Regions from separate parts of the Homo sapiens genome. Here region 1 is linked to region 2. A link is an interaction called in ENCODE POLR2A ChIA-PET data of the cell type or tissue named here. Cell type or tissue: endothelial cell of umbilical vein. All regions are shown on one strand. Each heading gives the region's core, and the rest is flanking DNA. Links, peaks and the distances in the headings are about the cores only.

The links. Peaks named below come from ENCODE experiments on the same cell type or tissue, not always from the same donor. Only the 100,000 strongest peaks of a DNase experiment are listed, where the experiment ranks them.
Region 1: POLR2A ChIA-PET joins it to region 2 with 9 read pairs; 2 of 35 experiments call an interaction of 5 or more read pairs at or near these places.

What each region holds. Positions count from the first base shown.
Region 1 is chr11:103,983,100-103,990,925 of GRCh38, forward strand. All of the region lies in intron 3 of PDGFD (platelet derived growth factor D), which reads right to left. Among named protein-coding and RNA genes, the nearest start is that of DDI1, 50 kb to the right of the region's middle. RefSeq lists a silencer at 1,058-1,251. In endothelial cell of umbilical vein, for the core only: no CTCF peak of the experiment used is centred there; no DNase peak of the experiment used is centred there.
Region 2 is chr11:103,803,417-103,811,242 of GRCh38, forward strand. No RefSeq gene overlaps it. Among named protein-coding and RNA genes, the nearest start is that of MIR4693, 43 kb to the right of the region's middle. RefSeq lists a silencer at 7,452-7,652. In endothelial cell of umbilical vein, for the core only: no CTCF peak of the experiment used is centred there; DNase peaks (open chromatin) are centred at 2,345 and 2,885.

The sequences.
Region 1 (7,826 bases), core at 1,690-6,689, 180 kb after region 2:
CAAACAGCCAAGACAATCCTAAGCAAAAATGACAAAGCTGGAGGCATCACACAACCTGACTTCAAACTATACTTACAGGGTTACAGTAACCAAAACAGTGTGGCACTGGTACAAAAACAGATACCTAGACCAATGGAATAGAATAGAGAACCACAAAATAAGACCACTCACCTACAACTATCTGATCTTTGACAAACCTGACAAAAATAGGCAATGGGGAAAGGATTCTCTATTCAGTAAATGGTGCTGTGAGAACTGGCTAGCCATATGCAGAAGATTGAAACTGGACCTCTTTCTTACACCATATACAAAAATTAACTCACGATGGATTAATGACTAAAATATAAAACTTAAAACTAAAAAAATCCTGAAGACAACTTAGGCAATACCATTCAGGACATGGGCATGGGCAAAGATTTCATGATAAATATGCCAAAAACAACTGCAACAAATGCAAACATTGGCAAATGGGATTTAATAAAACTAAAGAGCTTCTGCACAGCAAAAGAAACTATCAGCAGAGTAAACAGACAACCTACAGAATGGGAGAAAATTTTTGCAAACTATGCATCTGACAAAAGTCTAATATCCAGACTCTATAAGGAACTTAGATAAATTTACAAGAAAAAAATAACCCCATAAAAAAGTGGGCAAAGGACGTGAACAGACACTTTTCAAAAGAAGACATACATGTGGCCGACAATCACATGAAAAAACCGATCATTAGAGAGATGCAAATTAAAGCCACAATGAGATACCATCTTACACCAGTCAGAATGGTTATTAGTAAAAAGTAAAAAAATAACAGATGCTGGCAAGGTCGTGGAGAAAAACGAATGCTTATACACTGTCGGTGGAAGTGTAAATCAGTTCAGCCATGGCAGAAGACAGTGTGGTGACTCCTCAATGGCCTAAAGACAGAAATATTAATCCCACTCAACTCAGCAATCCATTATTGGGTATATACCCAAAGGAATATAAATCATTCTATTATAAAGACATATGCATGCATATGTTCATTGCAGCACTATTTACAATAGCAAATACACGGAATCAAGACATATGGTCATCAATGTTAGATTGGATAAACAAAATGTGGTATATATACACTATGGAATACAATGCAGCCATAAAAAAGAATGACACCACATCCTTTGCAGGGACATGGATGGACCTGGAGGCCATTATCCTCAGCAAACTAATGCAGGATCAGAAAACCAAATACAGCATGTTCTCACTTGAAAGTGGGAACTAAATGATGAGAATACATGGACACATACAGGGGAACAAGACACACTGGGGCCTTTCAAAGGGTGGAGTGGTGGAGAAGGGAGAGGATAAGGAAAAATAACTAATGGGTACTAGGCTTAATACCTGGGTGATTAAATAATCTGTACAACAAACCCCCATGACACAATTTTGCCTATGTAACAAACCTGCACATGTGCCCCTGAACATAAAAGTTAAAAAAAAGAAATGTGCCAAAATATTCATAGTAGTTGTGTTTAAGTGATGGGACCTATGGGTGTTTACTTTTTGTTTACATTTCTACATAAATCAAATACATGTTGTATAGATGTACTTTATTCCTTGAATAGCCATAATGTTGATTTAAAAAAACAGTAACTTGAGTACTTGATGGAGAGGAAGTTCATGTGGCTGAGGTGCTAAAAACTAGTTAAATATATTAAATAATTATATTTAATATATTTATATTTATTTAATATATAATATATTAATTTATTTAATATATAATACATTAATTTATCTAATATAGTTATATTTATTTACTATATAATATATTAATTTATTTAATATATTTATATTTATTTAATATATAACATATTAATTTATTTAATATAGTTATATTTATTTAATATATAACATATTAATTTAATATGTTATATTTATGTAATATATATTAATTTATTTGATATAGTTATATTTGTTTAATATATATTAATTTATTTAATAGTTATATTTATTTAATATATTATATATTAATTTATTTAATATATAATATATTAATTTATTTAATATATAATATATTAATTTATTTAATATATAATATATTAATTTATTTAATATATAATATATATTAATACACACACATATTTTTTGAGACAAGGTCTTGCCTTATCACCAAGGCTGCAGTCCAGTGGTGAAATCATAGCTCATTGTAACCTCAAACTTGGGCTCAAGTGATCCTCTTACCTCAGCTGCCCAAGTAGCTGGGACTACAGGCGTGCACCACCATGCCTAAATTATTGTCAAGTTTTTTGAAGAGATGGGGGTCTCACTATATATGACTAGTTGGTCTTGAACTCCTGGCCTCAAGTAATCCTCCTGCATCAGCCTCCCAAAGTGCTGGGATTACAGGTGTGAGCTACTGTGCCTGCCCAAGGGCTAGTGATATTTTTGACACGAATATGACTTTGACAGGGAGAAGAGGGCTTGAATTCTTAAGGAAATATACATGAGAAATGTAACAGCCAGGAATGAGAGATGAGGAATCCTGAGGTGACTAGGTTATCAGGGAATAGTTCTGTTTGTCTGGACTAAAGAATATGTGTAAGGAAAAGGGAGAATTGAAACTAGAATGTTAGGCTGTGGTCAGAACATGGAAGACTCTCAGTATCAGAGTGAAGTATCTGGACATATTTCCGTAGAAAACTGGGGGTCAGTCACAATTTTTCAACTGGAAAATATGATCACAGCTCTACATTAGCAGGTAGCCAGGTGCAGCACAGATTGGAGATGGGGGAGACAGGAGGGAGGGAGACCAATCAGGAAGTGATTAGCCGGGCCCAGCCAAGAAGCAATGATTACTTGATTATTTATTCATGTATCTCTCTTTCACAGAGGTGGCTCCATGACTTTTCAATTTTTCTTTTTAATGTTTTGCCTGTCTGGCTCCAATTTTCAATTGCAAAATAAGAAAAGATTCACTTTGAATCCGTAGCTCAATTTGCTCTCAGGTGAAAGGCACAATCTTGAGTGGAGGTTAGCCTTAATCTGTCACATTTCCACTGATAAAGGGAACATTTAGGACAGTTGTTTTCAAGGCTGGATGAGTCCTGTCTCTTTGATTGATTTCTAATTCCTTCATTCACCTAGGAGAGGAGACGGGTCTCTGAAGTTCATGGGATCTTTAACTTCCCAGTTAGAATGGCTGAATCTTACAGCAAATAGAGCAGGTCAGCTAGGTCTCCTTAGAGCCAGAGTGAGTACAAGAGTAGAACAGAGTTCCAAAGGACCGTTACCAAAGATACCTGATTGAAAAACTTAAAACATAAAACTCACTGTGGGCTCCCACCCTTTATGGGCACACAGCCCCTTGCTCTTTTGTAGGGGGGAACTCTTCTTTCCATATTACTGCCCCAGCCCACAGATATGGAGACATCAACAAGTATTTTTCCTTTCATCACTTGGAAAGCGCCTTTGCAAAGATTATAACTGAGAAAATTATGATGGTGAAAGAGATCTGACCTAACCGACTCCATCTTGCTTTTAACCTCCAAGCTGTCCTGATTCATTCCTGAGTGTAGGCCAAACTAACTTTGGGAGGAGCTTAGTTTTTAGTTTAACTAGGAAACAAAGACGGTAACAGCTCTTTCTCAAAACAAACCCCCTTCCTGACTGGGGACTAAACTGTCTTTACAGGACTAAGAAATTAGCCACAAGATTAGAAATTATGGTTTAGGAGTCATGCAGCTGGAGGCTGCAAGATTCTCAACCTCCCAAATTGCTCCTCGGGATAACATCACTATTCTAAAATCTAAGATCAGTGCTTAAGATATTTTGCAGAACCTGCACTGGATGGATCAGCTGGCACCACTCAGATCAATAAACTGGTTCATCTGGCCTCGTGGTCCGCAACCAGGAACTGACTGAGCACAAGAGGAGAGCTTCAACTCCCTATAATTTCATCTCCATCCTGACCAATCAGCACTCCCCACTTTCCAACCCCCCCCCACCCCAAACAAATTATCCTTAAAAACTCCAATCCTTGAGTTTTTGCAGAGACTGATTTGAGTAATAATAAATCTCTGGTCTTCCATACAGCTGGCTCTGTGTGAATTAAGCTCTTTCTCTATTACAATTCCCCTGTCTTAATAAATTGGCTCTGTCAAAGCAGCGGGTAAGGTGAACCCGTCAGCTGGTTAAAACTTCTTCCATCCTCCTTCCTTTCCCACCCCATTTCTCTTTTGGGTTGCTGCTTCTAGGATCAATCACCGGGAAAGGTCTAGGCTCTCCTCTTCTTCCTGAGTCCACCTGCTAAGCACAATGTACCTCCTTGCTGGCTATCCCACCTAATTGTGACTGTTTATGACCATTTGTAACCAGACTTGTGATCTTCCATGCAGTAGGAAGACTGTGTAAGTGTACCCATGTTTGTTTATCAACCTTGAGCCCTCCCAAGCATCCTTGAGTCTGAATTTGCATCATAGTTGTTGTACACTTACCCTGTGGCTTTTCATTCCACCCAAGTTCTCCATTCTAGTTTTACTAGAAAGACTTAAGCTTTAGTATTTCTTGGACTCACATTAATGAAACTGCTACTTTTGAGTCCTTTTGGCTTCTTGTATCTTTTGCCTAGTAGCTAAAATAAAGAAAGGCTAGTAAGTGATTAGCACCATTAACCTGCAACACTCTGAATTAACTCATCAGGATACTCTGAAATGCCTGCTTTTTCAGGCCTTTATGCAGGCAACGCCCTCTTCCCGGGATGCTGTTGCCTCCCTGACACAGCCCAGCAATTCGCTCCTTTGTGAGGTTAAATGCCTGTCTTTCTTGTGTGCCCCAAATACTCCATGCACATTTTATCACTGCAATTCTCCCTGCCTTATAATTGTGTACCTTTCTCTCCCTCAGGACTATCATTTTCTTATTATCCACAGTAAGTCTTCAGACATATTTGTTGAATTTATAAGTGAACGATAGGTGGAGACATTTTTTTAATACCAAGGTTTCACTTCATCACTAAGTAACACTGCTTTGTTTTTGACATATCTTAAATATGCAAGCCATTTTCTAAAATAGCTTGAATAGCTTTTTCCTACTTCGTTTTCCTCATTTTCTTAATCTATCAAAATATTAGTACACCAAAGACCACAGATATACAGGAAAGGTTATATGCATATAAAGAGGCACATTTATCTAAAAATCACTACATTTTTTCTGGTTTTCAAGGATAAAAGTTTACTTGTTGCATGCCCATATAATTAGATACTAGATAAACAGGATACTGAACTTTCCAAGTGTCATTACACAGCATCCCTCTCAAGCTGGAAATGTGTTTACTCAGCACATCGGGGAGTCATCTGCTCATATGATCAGCAACCAGGGTTTATGAAGAAAATTACAGCAGTAAAGTATTATTTCAAACACTGCTTGTGTCAGGACTAGTCAACATGCAAAACATTCTCAAAGTCAGATAACACACAAAGGCAGCAAGTGTGGGGTACTTAACCGCGCCCGTGGATACAGAGGATGTTATGGATGAGATTCAGGGGCCTCCCTGCAACTTTACGCACAACTTCGGATATATTTACTTTTCTGTGGAGTGGGTCCACAGCTTTCATATCTCAGGGATAGCAGCACATATGTATGAGCTCTGTGACCACAGGCATGCTCCTAACCTCTGTGTTTTCACTGACTCATTTGTAAAGTTACCTAACCTGTGTTTATTGAATCACTTGTAAAATAACAGGATTAGCATAAGCATTAGATCTCTAAGATAATGCAGCTTTAAATTCTATATTTTCCCTAATCCATGCTTCATGGAGATGCATTCATGCAAGACTTAGTAGTAACGGAATATTTACGACATGTCAGGCATTGTATTAAATACTTCACATACAATGCCTCATATGTGAAATCCTCAAAGTAATCAAAAAAGGTTAGATACTATTATTCATCTTATTATTATTATTTTAGTATATTTAACATATTATTATCATCATCAGGACTGTCCCACCAAATTATAATTTCTATAAGGGCAGGAACCTTGTCTGTTTTATCATATTCTTCCCTGTCCTATGAACTCTATCAAAGTTCTCATATGTACTGTATTTAGGTTTTAGGAATACAATTTGATTAACATAACCTTCCCAAAGAGAACACTAGTTCATCAAAATGATCTCTGTAATTGGTGAAATTTTAGAATATTTGTGAAATAGTGAATAAGAACACCTATATAACCCTGCCTATAATATCCTGCAACAGCAAGAATCTGTTCTTAAAGAATGTGTGCTTCAACCAGTATCCATGGAAGTGCCTTCATTTTCTCTGCGGCCTAGGCTTTCCAGCCCAGGACAGCAGCATTCACCCAGGGGTTCTGGTACATACATTTGTCCCTCTTGCTCTGCTATCCTCCTGACCACATCCCTGGCTTGCTTTGTGTCCAGACAGACAGATCCTAATTGCAGTACATAATGAAAACTTTAATAGAGTTCATGGGACAGTGAAGAATGAAATTTAATATAATCCTGAAGCAAAGGAAAATTTGACAAAGGATATGGCTGGGTCCATAAGCAAATGGTAATGGGTGAGGGGAATAAAGGGAAAATTGGGCTCTTCAGGGTTGGGAAGCAGAAGAGGAACAGGTAGGCAAGAAGGAATGGGAGGACACAGAAAGTGAGGTGAAATGAAGTCCCATTATAATATTGTTTGGCTCTTTCTAGTCATGCATGTGTTTCAATGCATTTTTGAACAGACTTTTTATTGAGCACCTTTTATGTGCCATGCACTATGATAAAACATACAAGTTTCCTTCCCCATAGAAATTATAATTTGGTAGGACAGTTCTGATGATGATAATAATGATTAATATACTATAGAATAATAATAATAAAAAGATAAATAATAGTATCTAACCCTTTGGATTATCTTTGTTTAGTGTCTTATTGATACTTTTGTAGCATCTCACCTTAGCTAACCCTCTGGTTTTAGCTACCTTATCCCATCTAAGTGCTGAAAGACTTGAGAGATATCCTCAGTAGGATGGTCTGAGATAAAGATAAGAAACCTTCCTCATCTTTGACTGAGAGAGGAGTGACCTACTGGGTTGCTTCCCTCTCTTGTCTTTGCTTCCTTTCAGCAGCCTGAATGCTAAGGCACCAAGAAAATCATCACTCCAAGGGAAAGGTGCCTTCTCTTTTCTATTTTAGGGTCTTAGCAATTGCTCTCCTTTTGCTTAGTGCACTCTTCTTCCATAGCTTTGCGTCATTGCTTCCTAATATTTCAGGTCTCCATTGAAATTTTACATCCACAGATCATCCTTGACTCCCTAGCTGGAATGGGCTCCATACTAGTCACTCTCCAACACACTATTTTCTTTTATCTGCCTTTATTGAGGTTTGAATGTTTCTATGTATGCATGTACTTCGCTGCTTACATGCTTATGATCTATTTCCTCCCACTGCTATGAGTATTCCTGACAGCAGAGGTTCTGCCTGTCTTCCTCACTGCTGTATCTCCAGGGCACTGGACATGCCTTGTCTGGCTTACAGTAGGCATTTATGAAACTATATTGCAGCTCTTGCAGCTCTGAAATCTCCAGTGGGATATATTTGAGGGAAAGAAACTGAGGTAAACAGAATCTGCTGTAGGGATTACTGTCCTCACTCTGACAGTCCTTGGCTATATATATATAGTCCTGGCTGAAGTGCCTAAAATACCATGGGTGTTCCGAATAGTCAATTCCGAAGGTCAATGGTCCTTTACTCTCTAGCTTTGTTTAAGAATTCAGCTTAGGGCCAGGCGCGGTGGTTCACACCTGTAATCCTAGCACTTTGGGAGGCTGAGGCGGGCGGATCAAGAGG
Region 2 (7,826 bases), core at 876-5,875:
AGTGTTGATGTAGATAATTCCCCATGGAAACAGACAGTTGGTCCACCCTTCTCAAGAGTTCCCAGGTATGCCTACCTCCTGGAGAGAACCCAGTGTGACTATCCAGATAGGATTCCTATTTAAGCCTACCTGGGCATCCTAAATATATTATTCAGAACACCATTAATTCCCCAAATCACGGTGTTTCACAGGGCAAGGAATCAAGATTCAGATGCAAATTATTACAAAGCCAAAGAAAAATAACTCTGGTGAGGGCCTTTAAGCTTTAGCAAATAAGAATTTATAGAAAGAAAAGTTCAAGTCAAATCATACAGGGCTCCTAAAGCACTTTTTAACACCTATAATGCAGTAATTTTTTTCACACACAAATCCCCAGAAGTTAGTTTAAAAGGAAATATCTTTATAAATTATGAAAGTAGGTTTGGGGGAGGCAACTTTCCCAACTCACAAATTCTTGTGCGCAAAAATGTTGCTCTCTCTGTTTTTCTAAAATTGGACTTAATTTCTACCTTGAATTCTATTTCTGCAGACTTCTCTAGGGTGATACACTACTCAGTGTTTTCTCAGTCATTTAAAATTTAAACTCAGCCAGATTAAATAACTCCTCCCTATCCCAGCAGCAGACTCAAACTAAAACATTATAGCATTGGTAGGAAGAGGAAGTAACCAGCTTCTGTAATATTTTATTCCAAATCCTTATAACTCCCACTTAGATCAAAGCTTTTGAACTTACAATTAAGAATATACAGTTTTGGAGTTTGGAGTATCCTCGCCACTCCACCATGGGACAAAGTCATCCTTATGTCTCTTAGCTAAGTGCAGAGACTGTTGTAGGATTAAAGCAAACAGAGGATACATTTCATGTTTTTTGTGGTATTTCTGTCACGTATCACCCCACTAGATAGGCCAGATCAAGGCCATATGAAGGCAAAATGAGGAAGAGTAAGCAAGGCTATAAGCATTGGCCATGGCCTTTCCTGTAGCCACTCGTCCTGTGACCCCTTGGGGAAAAGATTGAGGTTTCTGCTGGCTCTCCCAGAGGTTCATATGGGTGGGAGACTCTGTGTTCTGCTGTCACTGGCTTCTTTCAGGAGCGGAGGCCTGCTTTGTCTAGTACACTTTCTCCCCACTACACTTTCTCCTCCACAACTACACTACACTTTCTCCTCCACAACTCTCCCTGCTTCTCTCATTGGCCACATCATGTTCCCTCATTATCTCTAACCTCAGTCCAACTCTTTGCTTCCCCTCCTTCTGCAACAAGATTCCCATATATCCAATTCTGTATTTTCTAAATGTTATTATTATTTAATAGGTTTTAATTCTATAACCCTCCTTCTGTCTGACTTTTGAGTATATTTCCATGTTTCCCACATTATTTCTTCCGTGTGTGGTCTCTCTGAGAAAGAATGATATTGGGATGCATCCTGCAGTTGGCAGTCGATATATCTCTCTCTTCCATTAGATGATGAGTTCCTTAAAGGTAGGGACCATATATGACTCATCTCAGCACTCTCTACAGAGCTGAACACATAGTAGGTGTTCAATACACGTTTAGTGAATACTTAATGAATGCATCCTGTCTGCTAATAAAGAACTCCAAACATCCTCTGAAAACAATCACCTGGGCCGGGCACGGTGGCTCAGGCTCATGCCTCTAATCTCAGCACTTTGGGAGGCCGAGGCGGGAAGATCACGAGGTCAGGAATTTGAAATCAGCCTGGCCAATATGGTGAAACCCCGTCTCTAGTAAAAATACAAAAATTAGCCAGGCGTGGTGGCACATGCCTGTAATCCCAGCTACTTGGGAGGGTGGGGCAAGAGAATTGCTTGAACCTGGGAGGCAGAGGTTGCAGTGAGCCGAGATCGCGCCACTGCACTCCAGCCTGGGTGACAGAGCAAGACTCCGTCTCAGAAACAACAACAACAACAACAACAAAAACCCAGTCATCTGCTTGTAGTGCATATACTCAAGGTGAAAACCACAGGCAATTTGCAGTCATCTAAATAATTTATCATTAATTCCTGATTTGCTAGTACAAGAATATATTGTTTATTTTTTTTTCCTAAGCAATGATTTAAAGCCTGTAGATCAAGAGACTTTGGAGTCCTACACTAACAGTCAGCTTCCTTGCTCGAGTGTGTGAAAGGCTACTGATTTCCTAATATCACAACAGAGCCTCAACAATAATACTGTTTCCTAAGAGCCTCAACAACAATACTATTTCCTAAGCTACACTCCAGTTTTTTCCCTCTATTTTCTGGGATTGAACTACATAACAGGTATTATGAATTAAATTCACTGCTTGCTGTGCACCTATTACCATATACACAGAAGTCAAAATACAGAAAATAGTAGCATATGACAGTCTCTCAGTCCTTTACCCAATGTTTACAATGTGATTTGATTGAAAGAATTCTAAGCACTTTGTGGGTTTATAGATCCCTTTAAAATTCTTTGAGTTATGCATTAACCTTGACTTAAAGCTGAATACACTAACATTTGTTTTCTGAGCAATTTATCCAGTGTTGGATATGGTAGGTAGCACAGAAAGAAACAGTATCTAAATTCTTTTATTTGCAACCTATAACATTCTGTTTGTCTGATTATGTTGTGTTTTGAAAGGCACTTGTACTGATAAAGCTTGTAGTAGTACTTACCAAAATGAATTAAAAATAGGCTTAAGCCAAAGTTCCAAATACAGTTTATTTTAGAAGACAGAAGGACAACTAGACTCTCACCATCTCCAAAATTATAAAAAAAAACTATGAGTTATTGCAAATACTTAGAAGTCATGTTTTTCACTGTGTTTTGCTTTTCACATTTTAATATTCACTGAAACACTACTAGTTCACTTATTCTTACTCCTTGAAATAACAAAGAGCTGTGACTCAGTGCCAAACCGAAACTAACGTCAACATTAACTGATGCAGTCTTGTTAAGTAAGCTTAGCAAAATATCTGTATTCCAAATGTTAATAAATACCAACTGGCCTTTACTAGGGTAAAGTTAGAGATAATAATGTTACATATTAATGACTTTCTTCCACTAATGAATAGAAGCTATTCTCACTAACTAAATAGCATCACTTGGAACTGGAATTTTAGTTGAATGTTTAATAATTTTGAGATTAAGTCAAGAAAACGAACAGAAACAATTGATATTTGTGGGGCCATTGATAATTCTGAAGTTTTCCCAATAGTCAGCCCTCAAAAATGCAGTCTCATAATTCACAATATCTGACTTGACTGTCAGGACTTGTCTAATTTGGCCATGCCAGCTGGCAAGGATATTAGCCTCTTCTCCCGGAACATCACAAGCCACTTGGATGTAGTAGAATTCAGTGGTTTGAAGCCCCGGCTTTAATTCTAGCTCATCATTTTATTATCTATGTGGTCCTCAGCAAGTTGCTTAATTTCTCTGAGCATCATTTTTCTAACTTGTAAAATGGGGTTCAGAATATTTGTCCTTATATAAGAATTAATATAAATGAAGTGCTTAGTGTGGAAATAATTACTGCTCAATAAATAATATCTAGTAAGCAGATTTTTATTGAGGATAAATACTCAGGATGTGATTCTCATTCTGTATTATTTAGAGTCAAATGTGACAATGTTTGGTGTCAGCATGAAAAACCAAGAGTAATGTAAATATTCGGTGAATGATTTGACAATAGTCATGGTTGAGAAGACAAGATTAGTAGCAGAAGAGGGACAACAGACGTGGAAAGCTATAAAGAAAAAGTGTTTTTTTTTATATCTAAGAAGATTTTAATCTAGAAATCTTTATGAGGGGACAATCTTATTGTGCCAGAAGAACAAGTATTTATTGGGAATGTTTATATGCAAACCCAGATGCCATAAGAGACATAGTGAAATTTATTCAGTAAGTATTTATTGTGTGTCTACTATGTCTGGGACTGTTCTACATACTGAAGTAGGAGCAGTGAATAACCAAGTCAAATTCTCAGCCCCTGTGGAGTTTACATTCTGGTGTAGGAAATACAAAGATAGTATTCCTTTTTTCAAGGCATTTACTATTTCTGTAAGGAGACATGAGCCTTTGCATTAAAAGAGTATAAAATAACAATAATAACAATAATTGCAACAAATGACACGAAAATATCCCTAGGAGACTGAGTGGAGTAGTGGAAGGAATTCAGGTTTCAGCAACCAAGAAATCTGAGCTCTAATCTAAGTCCTGACGGCGCCTTTGGACCTTGGGACAGTATAGCATTTTATTCAAGTACCATACTCTCTTCTGTAAAATGAGCACAATAATAGTTACTTTATAAAGCTGTTCTAATGACTAAATGTGATTACATGTGTAAATCCCTTTATAGAGTAGCACAGATACATGAATATCCTTACTGAGAAGGACAGTTGATTGATGCCTCAAAAGACGGCAGGATTTGGCTAGACAGAGAAGAGAAAGAGCATTCTAGGCCAAGAAAAGAGCTTGATGAAGGACACAAATTTGGAGTTGCATACAGAGTATTTGGAAGAAAGTGAGTGGGATAATTTGGCTACAGTAGAGAGTTCACATAGATAAGTAGGTAGAGAAACAACTCAAATAATAGGTGGTTCTTAGATGACTCACAAAGGAATTTCTGAGAGTTAGAATAGCTCTCATGCATATGTAGACACTGAAACACAGTGTAATTAAGTGAATTACCCAAGGTTATATCATTAACAGTGAAAGTAGAATCCCAATATCCATCTGGCTCTTTGTCTCCTTGATGGCCTGGCCAGTGGTTAAGACCATGTATTATCAATCTCCTTGTCAATTCATATTTGAACACTCATAGTCTGTTAGGCAGTTTTTATAATATACAGCAAATATTCTAACCAGCCCTCTAGTTTAAGTATTGCATTTATGGCAAGAAAAAGCAATTCTGAAACAACCAAGGGGAATGAAAAACAAGCGGCTATTTCTCAAAAATGAGATGGTGCTTTGCAAAAATGAACTAACTTTATGATGCCATCTGGAAAATGCTTTTGTATTCCCGATACAGTGCACTGAGCATAACTTAAAGTTGACTAACTAGCTCTGAAATGCTCTCTTCTGTTTCCTCACATATGGATGTAGCCTACAGGAATAAGCGTTATTAGTCCTTGGACAGGACATCTGGTGTGACTTCTCAGCAATAAGGTGTACAATTCTTGGGTGAATTTCAACAGAGCACATCAGCCTAACTTTGGAAACTTTTCAGGGTTGAGCCAGTCCATGGTGATTGACCTTTTTCAGAAAGAAACTAGGCTTCCAAACCAAACTCTAATCATGGAGATTCTGTCTTCCTTCTATCCCTCCTTTCCTCCTTCTCTTCCTTCCTTCTAACATTTAAAGTCTTAATTCTGACATTACACACAGTGTAATGCACAGTGGTATACTTAGACAGAATTAAGACTTTCAAATGAAATTGAACCCTAAGATGTTATATCATAGTCAGACCTCTTGGCGCTTAGGGTGGCAGATGTTCCTCACAGTTTCTTCCAAAGTAGCAACAGTCTTTTTGCATAATTTATTGTAATTGGATATTGGAATTATGAACAGAGAAATTCTTCTCTTCTTTAAAAATTAGTAATAGAACCTAATTGTAACACCAGTAGCTTTAGAATCTCTTAAAGGAAAAAACCTTCATTAATTTGCTAAGAGATTAAGCTGAAGCTAACTTTGCTTTATAAAAAAGTTGCCAATAAAATAGCCTAATACTTGCATAGAGGAACATTTAATTTACTGAAAAGAACAAATTGCCTTCAAACAATTTAAAACACCAATTAATGGATAAACAACCAATATGTTAAATACAAATCATTCTTCTCTATTTATTGAAGTAGCTTCCCAACTCCTTTGCTTGACAACACTTAATTAGCCTAACTTGAGTTGCTTTATTTAATTGAAATTAATAGAACTAGGTTTCCTTTAAAAATATTACTTTGTTAAGACTGATTCCCTCATTTAGTCTAAATAGTGATTATTAATAAAATCTGCTTTTAAAAATATTTTTGACATTTACAATAATAATCAACATGTTATATATTTACATGAGGACTGATTATTTGGTTGTTAGTTATGTGGACATTTTTGCCTCAGTTTAACTCTGACTACCCTTTTAGGGGGTGGAAAAGTTTCCTTAGCCACTCTACAGACAAGACAGAAAGTAAATCTAGGGACTTTGGCTAACAGTCAGTATCTCTTATAAAAATATTTCCTTGGAGAGAATGAAGGTTGAAATGCATATCTGAAATGATATATTGGTTTTCTATGCTGTGATACTATGGCCGGCAAAAATGATGGCTTGGTCATAAGTCAATTTATTCTTATTGTAAAGGGTCTAAATACAGGGAAAGTAGAAATACTACATCCTTTGGGATCAAACAAAGTTGTTTCAACCCTAGCTCTACCATGCGCTATACCTGAAAATAAACTTCTCCAAGCCCCATCTGAGTATAAGATTCAGATAATAATAGCTATTTAGCAACTGCTAGATCACATTTATTGGTGTGCTCACTACGTGCCAGAGACTGTTCTGGGGACTTTATGTATGTTAGTTCATTTAATCCAACCCTCAAGCTTATGAGGTAGATATTTATAACCCCATTTTATAGATGAGGAAACTGAGTCACAGGGAGGTTAATGAACGTGCTCACAGTCATACACTAGCAAGTGGGGATGCTTGGGTTCTAGCAGAGACAGCCCAATGCCAGACTTCACTTTCTAAAGAGTTCTGGAATTTGAAGTGAAGATTAAAGTGGTTAACCTGTATAGAAGGCTGGCGTATGACCTCACACAGGGTAAAGTCTTATTAAGTGGATTTCTCTTAAAATTTCTGGCTACTTCTCAGCCTCCTTTCTGGCTCCTTTTCCTATTCTAGGCTTGAAGATATTGGACTTCTTCAGGGAGTCTCTCCTGGCGCCTTCCCGTCTCTATCCACACTCTCCTCTGTGACCTCCTCCACTACCAAGCCTGTAAATACCATTGCTATGCTGATGGCTCCCAGTTCTCCATCTCCAACCCTAGCGCTTCAGATTCATACTCTCTATAGCTTACCTGTCATTTACATTATATCTAACAGGCAACTCAAACTTTCACAGCCCTGAACATCATGTTCAACTTTTCTCCTTCAAATCTGCTTTTCCCTTCAGTCTTCCTCATACTCAGAATATGGCACCACCATCAGCTCTTTTGCTCATATCAAATCGAAGACTCATTCTCCCACATCAAATTCTTCTGCACGTCCTGCAGATTCTACCTCTACTTTTCTCCATTTGCACTTACATAGCCCACTCCAAACCACGACTCCTCTTGTTTAACTACTCTGAGAGCCTCCTAACAAGTCTCCCAGCTGCCTCTCTGGCCTTCCACATAAATCCACTATCTGCCCAGAAGCACTGTGTTCATTTTTCAAATATAACTCAGATCAGGTTACTCCTCTCCTTAAAACCCACAGATATTCTCCCACTGTATTTAAATTAAACTCAAACTACTTATTATGGTTCACAAAGCCACGTAAGATCTGGCTTCGCCAACGTTGCTAGCTTCATTCCAATCAATTCTTTTCTGCCCATTATCTCCAGCCACACTGAGCATCTGCCTGGGTCTCAGATATTCAGGCTTATTTCTGGTTTTGGGCCTTTGCCCAGCTTTTCCCCCTTCTGGAAACATGTTCTGTCTGATCATACAGTGGTTGGCTCTTTTATCTCTGTTTCCAATTCAAATGTCACCTCCACAGAGGCTTCCCAATGGCCCAATTTAAACTAGTTCTATCATTTCACTCCTTTAAATTCTCTACACCGAGCTGTTTATAACCTGATACTGGTTTTTA